2 separate regions of the Homo sapiens genome follow, and region 1 is linked to region 2. Evidence: read pairs that join two places in POLR2A ChIA-PET (ENCODE). Cell type or tissue: Panc1. All regions are shown on one strand. Each heading gives the region's core, and the rest is flanking DNA. Links, peaks and the distances in the headings are about the cores only. Region 1 has its middle 7.1 kb from the start of SERTAD1. Region 2 overlaps ITPKC (inositol-trisphosphate 3-kinase C).

Region 1 (4,383 bases), core at 156-4,155, 290 kb after region 2:
TTGCTTGAGCCCAGGAGCTTGAGACCAGCCTGGGGTAACATGGCAAGGCCCTGAGGTCCTGTCTCTACTCAAAAAAAAAACCAAAAAAACAAAAAAAACAAAAAAACTGGGTGTGGTGGTGCTCACCTGTAGTCCCAGCTACTAGTGAGGCTGAGGTAGAAGGATCGCTTGAGCCCATAATGGGCAGAGGTTGCAGTGAGAGGAAATCCCACTGCTGCACTCCAGCCTGGGCTACAGAGCAAGACCCTGTTTCAAAAACAAAAACAGGTAGGGCGCCCTGGCTCACTCCTACAATCCCAGCACTTTGGGAGGCTGAGGCAGGCGGATTACTTGAGGTCAGGAATTCAATACCAGCCTCGCCAACATAGTGAAACCCCATTTCTACTAAAAATACAAAAATTATCTGGGCAAGGTGGCAGCTGCCTGTAATCCCAGCTACTCCGGAGGCTGAGGCAGGATAATTGCTTGAACCGGAGAGGTGGAGATTGCAGTGAGCTGAGATGGGGCCACTGCACTCCAGCCTGGGCGACAAGAGCGAAACTCCGTCTCAAAAACAAACAGGCCAGGCGCGGTGGATCATGCCTGTAATCCCAGCACTTTGGGAGGCCGAGGCAGGCGGATCACGAGGTTAGGAGTTCGAGACCAGCCTGGCCAACATGGTGAAACCCCGTCTCTACTGAAAATTAGCCGGGTGTGGTGGCGGGCGCCTGTAATCCCAGCTACTCGGGAGGCTGAGGCAGGAGAATTGCTTGAACCCGGGAGGCGAAGGTTGCAGTGAGCCGAGATGGCGCCACTGCACTCCAGCCTGGGCGACAGAGCAAGACTTCGTCTGGAAACAAACAAACAAACTTTTTGTTTAAAAAGTGAGCCACCGTGCCCCGCCCTCCCCCTTTCCCTGCAGCTCTCTGCCTGCCCTGAAGATAACCCTGGGAAGGGGAATCGCACAGTTCCTTAGCACCGCGATGAGGCCAGTAAGAGGAGCACCCTCTTTCCAGATGAAAAAACTGAGGCTCCGAGAGGCCCAGCGCCTTCCTTAACACCGCACTTGTTAAAAAGAACTGGCCACAGAAGTGGAAAGGCTGGCCCTGCAGAAGGAACCGAGTCCCCGAGGGCAGTGTCCACGTTCCCCAACCTGCCCTCCTCCGCGGCGGGGGATGGGCCCGCGGCCCGCCCTGGGCGTGGCGGGAAGGCCCAGTCCCTCCCCGCTGCCCACCCTCCGCCCTGGGCCGGCCGGGGTACCCGGGAGGCGGCCGCGGCCGGGAGCCGGCCTGGCGCCTCCTCCCTCCCCAGAGGCCGGACGGGGCGGGCCGCGCCTCCCGACCCCCCTCCCTGCCTCCCTCCCCAGCAGGCGGAGGCTTCTCTCCAGGCCTGCCGGGCCCGGTGGCTTCGCCGATGGTTTCATTTCCCCAGGCCCGGCCTCTCCTCTTCTCCCTTCCCCCAGCCTTTGAATTCCTGGCTCCGTCTCCATTTTCTGGCCCCAGCTCCAATGTCAACGCCTCGAAGAATCTCTCTCTAGGACCACCCTGGTTACAGGCGATTATCCCGTCTTATTTTGTTTTCTTCAAGTCACTGAACGGAAACGGAAATTATTTTTCTCATCGATTCATCTTCCAGGGTCTTCTCATCCCGCTCGGAGTAAAAAACAAAGGTCCACAGAGTAGGCTAAAAGGCCTCACTTCTCGGACCTCCTTCCCGGCAGCTCCCAGTCCAGCTGCCCTGGCCTTGTCTCCTGACAGGCAGCACTTCAGAGCCTTTGCACTGGCTCTCGCCTCTGCCTGGAATGCTCTTCCTCTAGTTTTCCTACCTCTCTCATTTGTTTTGGTTTGTTTGTTTTTTGAGACAGAGTCGTTCTCTGTCGCCCAGGCTGGAGTACAGTGGGGCGATCATAGCTCACTGCAGCTTCAAACTCCAGGTTCAAGTGATTCTCCTACCTCAGCCTTCCAAGTACCTGGAACTACAGGCACGCCCGGCTAATTTTTTTGTTTGTTTTTGTTTTTGTTTTTTGAGATGGCAGTGGCACCGTCTCGGCTCACCGCAACCTCCGTCTCCCGGGTTCAAGCAATTCTCCTGTCTCAGCCTCCCGAGTAGCTGGGACTACAGGCGCCTGCCATCACGCCGGGCTACTTTCAAAACAAAACAAAACAAAAAAACCACACAAATTATCTAGTACCTTAGGAGCAGGTAATTGCAAAGGAAAAGAAAAAAGCAGACCGGGTGCAGTGGCTCATGCCTGTGATCCCAACACTTTGAGAGGCCCAGGCGGGTGGATCACTTGAGGTCAGGAGTTCGAGACTAGTCTGGCCAACATGATGAAACCCTCGTCTCTATTAAAAAAAAAAAAAATTAGCCGGGCATGGTGGCAGGCGCCTGTAATCCCAGCTACTCGGGAGGCTGAGGTAGGAGAATTGCTTGAATTCAGGAGATTGGAGGTTGCAGTGAGCTGAGAGATGTGCAGCTTTGGGGAGGAGGATGTGTTATGTCTGAAGAGGTGACAATTCAGCAGAGACCTGATGAAACAAAAGAAGTAGACCCGGCGGCCAGGTGGCTCACTCCTGTAATCCCAGCACTTTGGGAATCGGAGGCATGAGGATCACTCGAGCCCAGGAGTTCAAGACCAGCTTGGGCAACATGGGGATACTCTGCTTCTACAAATAAAAAATTAAAAAAAAACTGGCCAGACGTGGTGGCTCATGCCTGTAATCCCAGCACTTTGGGAGGCCGAGGCGGGCGGATCACCTGAGGTCAGGAGTTCGAGACCAGCCTGATCAACATGGCGAAACCCCATCTCTACTAAAAATGCAAATTAAATTGATTTAATTTGCTGTCTTTTTTTCAATTTTTGTTGTTGTTGTTGTTTAGATTGTTTTCTTTTCTTTTTTCGGACAGAGTCTTGCTCTGTCACCCAGGCTGGAGCGCAGTGGCACGATCTCGGCTCACTGCAATCTCTGCCTCCCGGGTTCAAACAATTCTCTTGCCTCAACCTCCCAAGTAGCTGGGAGTACAGGTACTTGCCACCACACCCGGCTAACTTTTGTATCTTTAGTAGAGATGGGGTTTCACCATGTTGGTCAGGCTGGTCTCGAACTTCTGACCTCAAGTGATCGGCCTGCCTCGACCTCCCAAAGTGCTGGGATTACAGGCGTGAGCCACGGCGCCCGGCCAAGGTAATTTGTTTATTGTTCATCTGCTCCCATAAGAGATTTTCATCTATAATTTCACTGCCCTTTCTTCAGTGCCTATAACAGTGTCTGGCACACAAAAGGGGCTCAAGACATAAATGTTTGCAAATCAATGAATGCATTCGTTTTCATATATATTTTCTCTCTTCACCTCCTACCCTGTTCCATGAGAGGGGAGACTCTGTGAAATTTACCCAGTGCTGTATCCTCACCATCTACAACAGTGGCCACCACATAGTAGGTGCTTAATAAATATATATTAATCAGATGATTCCTCTGAGCTCTTGTTCTTGTTTTTTGTTTTTTGTTTTTTGTTTTTTTTTTTTTTACAGAGTCTTGCTCTGTCGCCCAGGATGGAGTACAGCGCAGCAGCAGCCTGATCCTGGCTCACTGCAACCTCTGTCTCCCAGGTTCAAGCGATCCTCCCACCTCAGCCTCTGAAGCAGCTGAAACTACAAGCATGAAGGAAAATTTCCTTTTCCTTCAGTGTATGACCTGGAGTAAGCCACTGGGAGACTCCAGGTCCAGGCGTCCCTTTTGCCAGCCATAAAAATGGATTCTGGAGGGCAGAAAATGTGAATTTGCCTAGTGGGGGCCTGGTTCTAATTAGCATCTTACCTTAATTTTATTATTAAAAATTCAAGCACATAGAAAAGATGGGGAAAAAAAGTATTCTGAGCATCTGAATACTATCTCACCTAGATTTATTTGATAGTTGTTGGACAGGGAACAACTATAATCCCAGTACTTTGTGAGGCCAAGGCAAGAGGGTCACTTGAGTCCAGGAGTTCAAGATCAGCCTGGGCAACATGGTAAGATCTCATCACTACAAAAAAATTTAAGAGCCAGGCGTGGACCGGGCATGGTGGCTTATGCCTGTAATCCCAGCACTTTGGGAGGCCGAGGCAGGCGGATCACCTGAGGTCAGAAGTTCAAGACCAGCCTGACCAACAGGGAGAAACCCCGTCTCTACTAAAAATACAAAATTGGTCAGGCGTGGTGGTGCATGCCTGTAATCGCAGCTACTCGGGAGGCTGAGGCAGGACAATTTCTTGAACCCAGGAGACAGAGGCTGTGGTGAGCCAAAACTGTGCCATTGCACTCCAGCCTGGGCAACAAGAGCGAAACTCCGTCTCAAAAAAAAAAAAAAAAATACTCGTCCCATAAACTGGCAATGAGACTTAACCTTCTTCAAGTAGCTCAT
Region 2 (4,383 bases), core at 238-4,237:
CTGAGTTCCCAGATATTGTGGAGCAGTGAAAAGCCATCCCTGCCATCCTGTCTGAATTGCTGACCCAAAACTTCTGAGGTCAATAAAATGATTGTTTTATTCTACTAAGTTATTTTTTTTAACCATCACTAAGTCTTGGGGTTTTTGGGTTTTGTTTTGTATTTATTTTATTTTATTTTATTTATTTATTTATTTTTGAGACAGAGTCTCGCTCTGTCACCCAGGCTGGAGTGCAGTGGTGCTATCTCGGCTCACTGCAACCTCCGCCTCCCGGGTTCACGCCATTCTCCTGCCTCAGCCTCCCGAGTAGCTGGGATTACAGGCGCCCGCCACCATGCCCGGCTAATTTTTTGTATTTTTAGTAGAGACGGGGTTTCACTTTGTTAGCCAGGATGGTCTCGATCTCCTGACCTCGTGATCCGCCTGCCTTGGCCTCCCAAAGTGCTGGGATTACAGGCGTGAGCCACCGCCCCTGGCGTATTTATTTTTGAGACAGGGTCTCACTCGGTCATCTAGGCTAGAGTACTGTGGTGCGATCAAGGCTCACTGCATCCCAGACCTCCTGGACTCAAGTGATCTTCCCACCCTCAGCTCCCAAGTACCTGGGACCACAGGTGCATGCCACCATGCCCAGTTAATTTCTTTATTTTTCGTAGAGACAAGGTCTCACTATGTCACCCAGGCTGGTCTCAAACTCCTGGGCTCAAGTGATCCTCCCACCTCAGCCTCCCAAAGTGCTAGAACTACAGCCATGAGCCGCTGTGCTCTGCTGAGTTTTGTTTTTTTAATAAACTCAGCAATAGTAACCAGAACACATATAGATGGCAAACTTGTGTTGACACAGTTTTAGGGGGTCTTGCCTTATTTCCAGGTCAGATCTAAAGACAAACAAGGCAGACAAATTCTCTTACTGTCGCCATTTGCCAATGGGCACACTTTTCTAGTCCAGCCTGCTGCTGGTTTTTGCAAATAAAGTTTTATTGGAATACAGACACACTCATATGTTTACATAGTGTCTATGGCAGCTTTCCTGCTGTAACAGCAGAGCTGAGTAGTTGCGACAGAGACCATAGGCCCACAAAACCTAAGATATTTATGGCCTAGCCTTTCAAAAGAGCACTATATGCCACCATTGTGCTACTCTGTGCTGCAGGCATTTGCAAGGTCCTGGGGGCAAAATGTTACAGCTGCTACTTACTGAAGGCCTGCTATGCTCTGAACACGCGGAGAAGGCAAGGAGTGATCATTTCCATTCATAAGAGTCCTGTGCCTCAGTCTTTTTTTTTTTTGAGACGAAGTTTCGCTCTTGTCACTCAGGCTGCAGTGCAATGCTGCGATCTTGGCTCACTGCAACCTTCACCTCCCGGGTTCAAGTGATTCTCCTGCCTCAGCCTCCTGAGTAGCTGGGATTACAGGCACCCGCCACCATGCCTGGCTAATTTTTTTATTTTTAGTAGAGAAGGGATTTCACCACATTGGCCAGGCTGGTCTTAAACTCCTGACCTCAGGGGATCCACCCACCTCGGCCTCCCAAAGGCCTGGGATTACAGGCATGAGCCACTGCGCCCAGCCAATCTTTTTTTTTTTTTAATTGAAACGGGGTCTCACTATATTGCCTAGGTTGGTCTTAAACTCCTGGGCTCAAGCGATCCTCCTGTTTTGGCCTGCCAAAGTGCTAGGATTACAGATGTAAGCCACCGTGCCTGGCCTCAATCTTTATATACATTTTGATTTTAACTCTTCGGTTAATCCTGCAAGGGAGGTAAGGTTATCTCCACATTAACAGATGGGGCAGCTGAGGCCCAGTAAAGGAAAGTAACTTGCCCAAGGTCACCCATGAATACAGAGCAGAACTAGGGTTTGAGCTCAGGTCCGTCTGAAGCTCCCTCTCTCCACCAGAATAACAAGGAATAGCCCTCTGCCCTGACATACGAAGGGCCAGGCCCAGGCCTAAGCACTGCCCATAACAGTCCCATAAGGTGGGGACTGTCACCAAGCCCATCACTAGGTGGGGGAACTAAACTACAGAGAACATCCCTTTCCCTGGCCCAGGAGACTCTGCCCAGCTCTGTCCACCACCACCCCACTTACCAGCATGTCCAGAAAGCTGGACCCAAGGGTAGTGTTTTCGGAAGGAGACCACAAAGGGTGAATACTTCAGAACTGTCTTCAGCTTCTTCCAGGGTTTGCTCTGTAGGGAGCAGAGCAGGGTGGGGTCAGGGCCAAGGCCAGGGAAGGCAGGGGCTAGAGGTGCTGCCATGAGAGGGAACGAAAGGGGACCTGCAGTCTTTCCAGGGCCAGGGGCTTCCTGGGATCACTGTTCCCAGGCTTGTTGGGGTGAGTGAGCCCCACTTAGTTCGGCAATCACATGATCGCCCAAAGCCCTCAGCAAGATAGGGGAAATTCTTTGCCCATTTCTCCCCTCTGTCATCACTTTCTTTGTATCTATGTCTCTCTGTCCTTCTCTTATGAGTAAGGATCTTATGAGTAAGGACAGGCTAGGTTTTGTTGTGGTTTAACAAACAACCCTTACATCTTCCACTGCACATACACAGTTCCAAATCTTCTTTTTTTTTTTTTTTTAATTGAGACAGGGTCTCTGTCACCTAGTCCAGAGTGCAGTGGTATGATCTTGGCTCACTGCAACCTCTGCCTCCGAGGTTCAAGTGATCCTCCTGCCTCACCCTCCGAGTAGCTGGGACTACAGGTGCATGCCACCATGTCTGGCTAATTTTTGTATTTTTAGTAGAGATGGGGTTTCACCATGTTGCCCAAGCTGGTCTTGAGCTCCTGACCTCAAGCAGTCCACCTGCCTCAGTCTCCCAAAGTGTTGGGGTTTCAGGCATAAGCCATTATGTAGGGACCAGTGTCAAATATTGGAAGCCCCATCTCTGTCCCTAAACCAGGTCAGACCTTTTGGGGAAAATTATAGAGGCAGGAGTTGATGGATGGAGATGGACCACAGAGAGAGACAGAAACAGAGAGGCAGATGACATAGTGATGACAGAGAGACAGAGACAGCGACAGAGACCGTGGCAGTCATGACAGCTGTTCACCACATAGCTCCAGCTATTAGTTCAGGGATGTCCCTGCCCTCCTGAACTGGGGATTGTTGTTTTTTGTTTGTTTTGTTTTGTTTTAGAGACCGGGTCTCACTCCGTCAGCCAGACTGCAGTACAATGGCACCATCATAGCTCACTGCAACCTCCAACTCCTGGACTCAAGCGATGCTCCCATCCCAGCCTCCTGAGTAGTCAGGACTACAGGCGTGTGCCACCATGCCCAGCTACTTTATGGCATCTTGCTATGTTGCCCAGGCTGGTCTTGAACTCCTGGCCTCATGCAATCCTCCCATCTTGGTCTCCAAAGTGCTGGGATTATAGGTGTGAGCCACCACACCTGGCCTTGCTTTGGCCAATTAACTGGGAGCAGAAGTGTCACTTTCGGGTAGGAGCCTTAAGAGCCAGTTTATGACTCGCCACGTTTGTTCCCCAGTGGGGGAGGGAGTAAGAAAAGAAATGGAAGCTCCCTCAGCCTGGGACCCTGAGTGAAGACAGCATGAAGCAGAGCCCTTGACCCACCACTGACCTGTGACCAATGTGTAGTATAAAGCAAAATAATCCTTTGTTGTTCTAAGTCACTAAGATTTGGGGGCTCTTTGTTACTGCAGAAAATCCTGACCTACCCTGACTAATACAGAGACAGGTATAGAATTGCTAAAAGATAAAGAAATAGGCCGGGTGTGGTGGCTCTCACCTGTAATCCCAGCATTTCGGGAGGGTGAGGTGGGCAGATCACCTGAGGTCAGGAGTTTGAGACCAGCCTGGCCAACATGGTGAAACCCCACCTCTACTAAAAATACAAAAATTAGCCGGGCGTGGTGATACACACCTGTAGTCCCAGCTACTCAGGAGGCTGAGGCATGAGAGTCGTTTGAACCCGAGAGGCAGAGGTTGCGGTGAGCCAAGAACACGCCACTGCACTCCAGCCTGGGCGACAGAGCAAGACTGTCTCAAAAACAAAAAAAAAACAAAACAAATATAGGAAGACTAAAAGAGAGAGATACAAAGTAATGATGAAAAGAAAAAGATGAACAGAAGTAGACAAAGAGAGAGAGAACAAAGGAAACCACAAAAGCAGCGGGTACGATGGCTTACGCCTGTAATCTCAACACTGGGAAACCAAGGTGGGAGGACCACTGAGCCCAGGAGATTGAGGCCAGCCTGGGCAATATAGCAAGACCCCATCTCTACAAAATGTTTAAAAATTAGGCCGGGCGCAGTGGCTCATGCCTGTAATCCCAGCACTTTGGGAGGCTGAGGCAGGCGGATCATGAGGTCAGGAGATTGAGACCATCCTGGCTAACACAGTGAAACCCCGTCT

Evidence for each region. ChIA-PET counts read pairs that join two places held together with the same protein. Peaks named below come from ENCODE experiments on the same cell type or tissue, not always from the same donor. Only the 100,000 strongest peaks of a DNase experiment are listed, where the experiment ranks them.
Region 1: POLR2A ChIA-PET joins it to region 2 with 10 read pairs; 5 of 35 experiments call an interaction of 5 or more read pairs at or near these places.

What each region holds. Positions count from the first base shown.
Region 1 is chr19:40,430,907-40,435,289 of GRCh38, reverse strand. No RefSeq gene overlaps it. Among named protein-coding and RNA genes, the nearest start is that of SERTAD1, 7.1 kb to the right of the region's middle. RefSeq lists a silencer at 1,067-1,356 and enhancers at 1,467-1,546, 1,222-2,050. In Panc1, for the core only: no CTCF peak of the experiment used is centred there; no DNase peak of the experiment used is centred there; H3K4me3 peaks cover 1,905 bases; H3K27ac peaks cover 2,324 bases.
Region 2 is chr19:40,723,148-40,727,530 of GRCh38, reverse strand. It overlaps ITPKC (inositol-trisphosphate 3-kinase C), which reads right to left. Exons shown (of 7, transcript NM_025194.3): 2 at 2,092-2,191. Among named protein-coding and RNA genes, the nearest start is that of ITPKC, 8.2 kb to the right of the region's middle. In Panc1, for the core only: no CTCF peak of the experiment used is centred there; no DNase peak of the experiment used is centred there.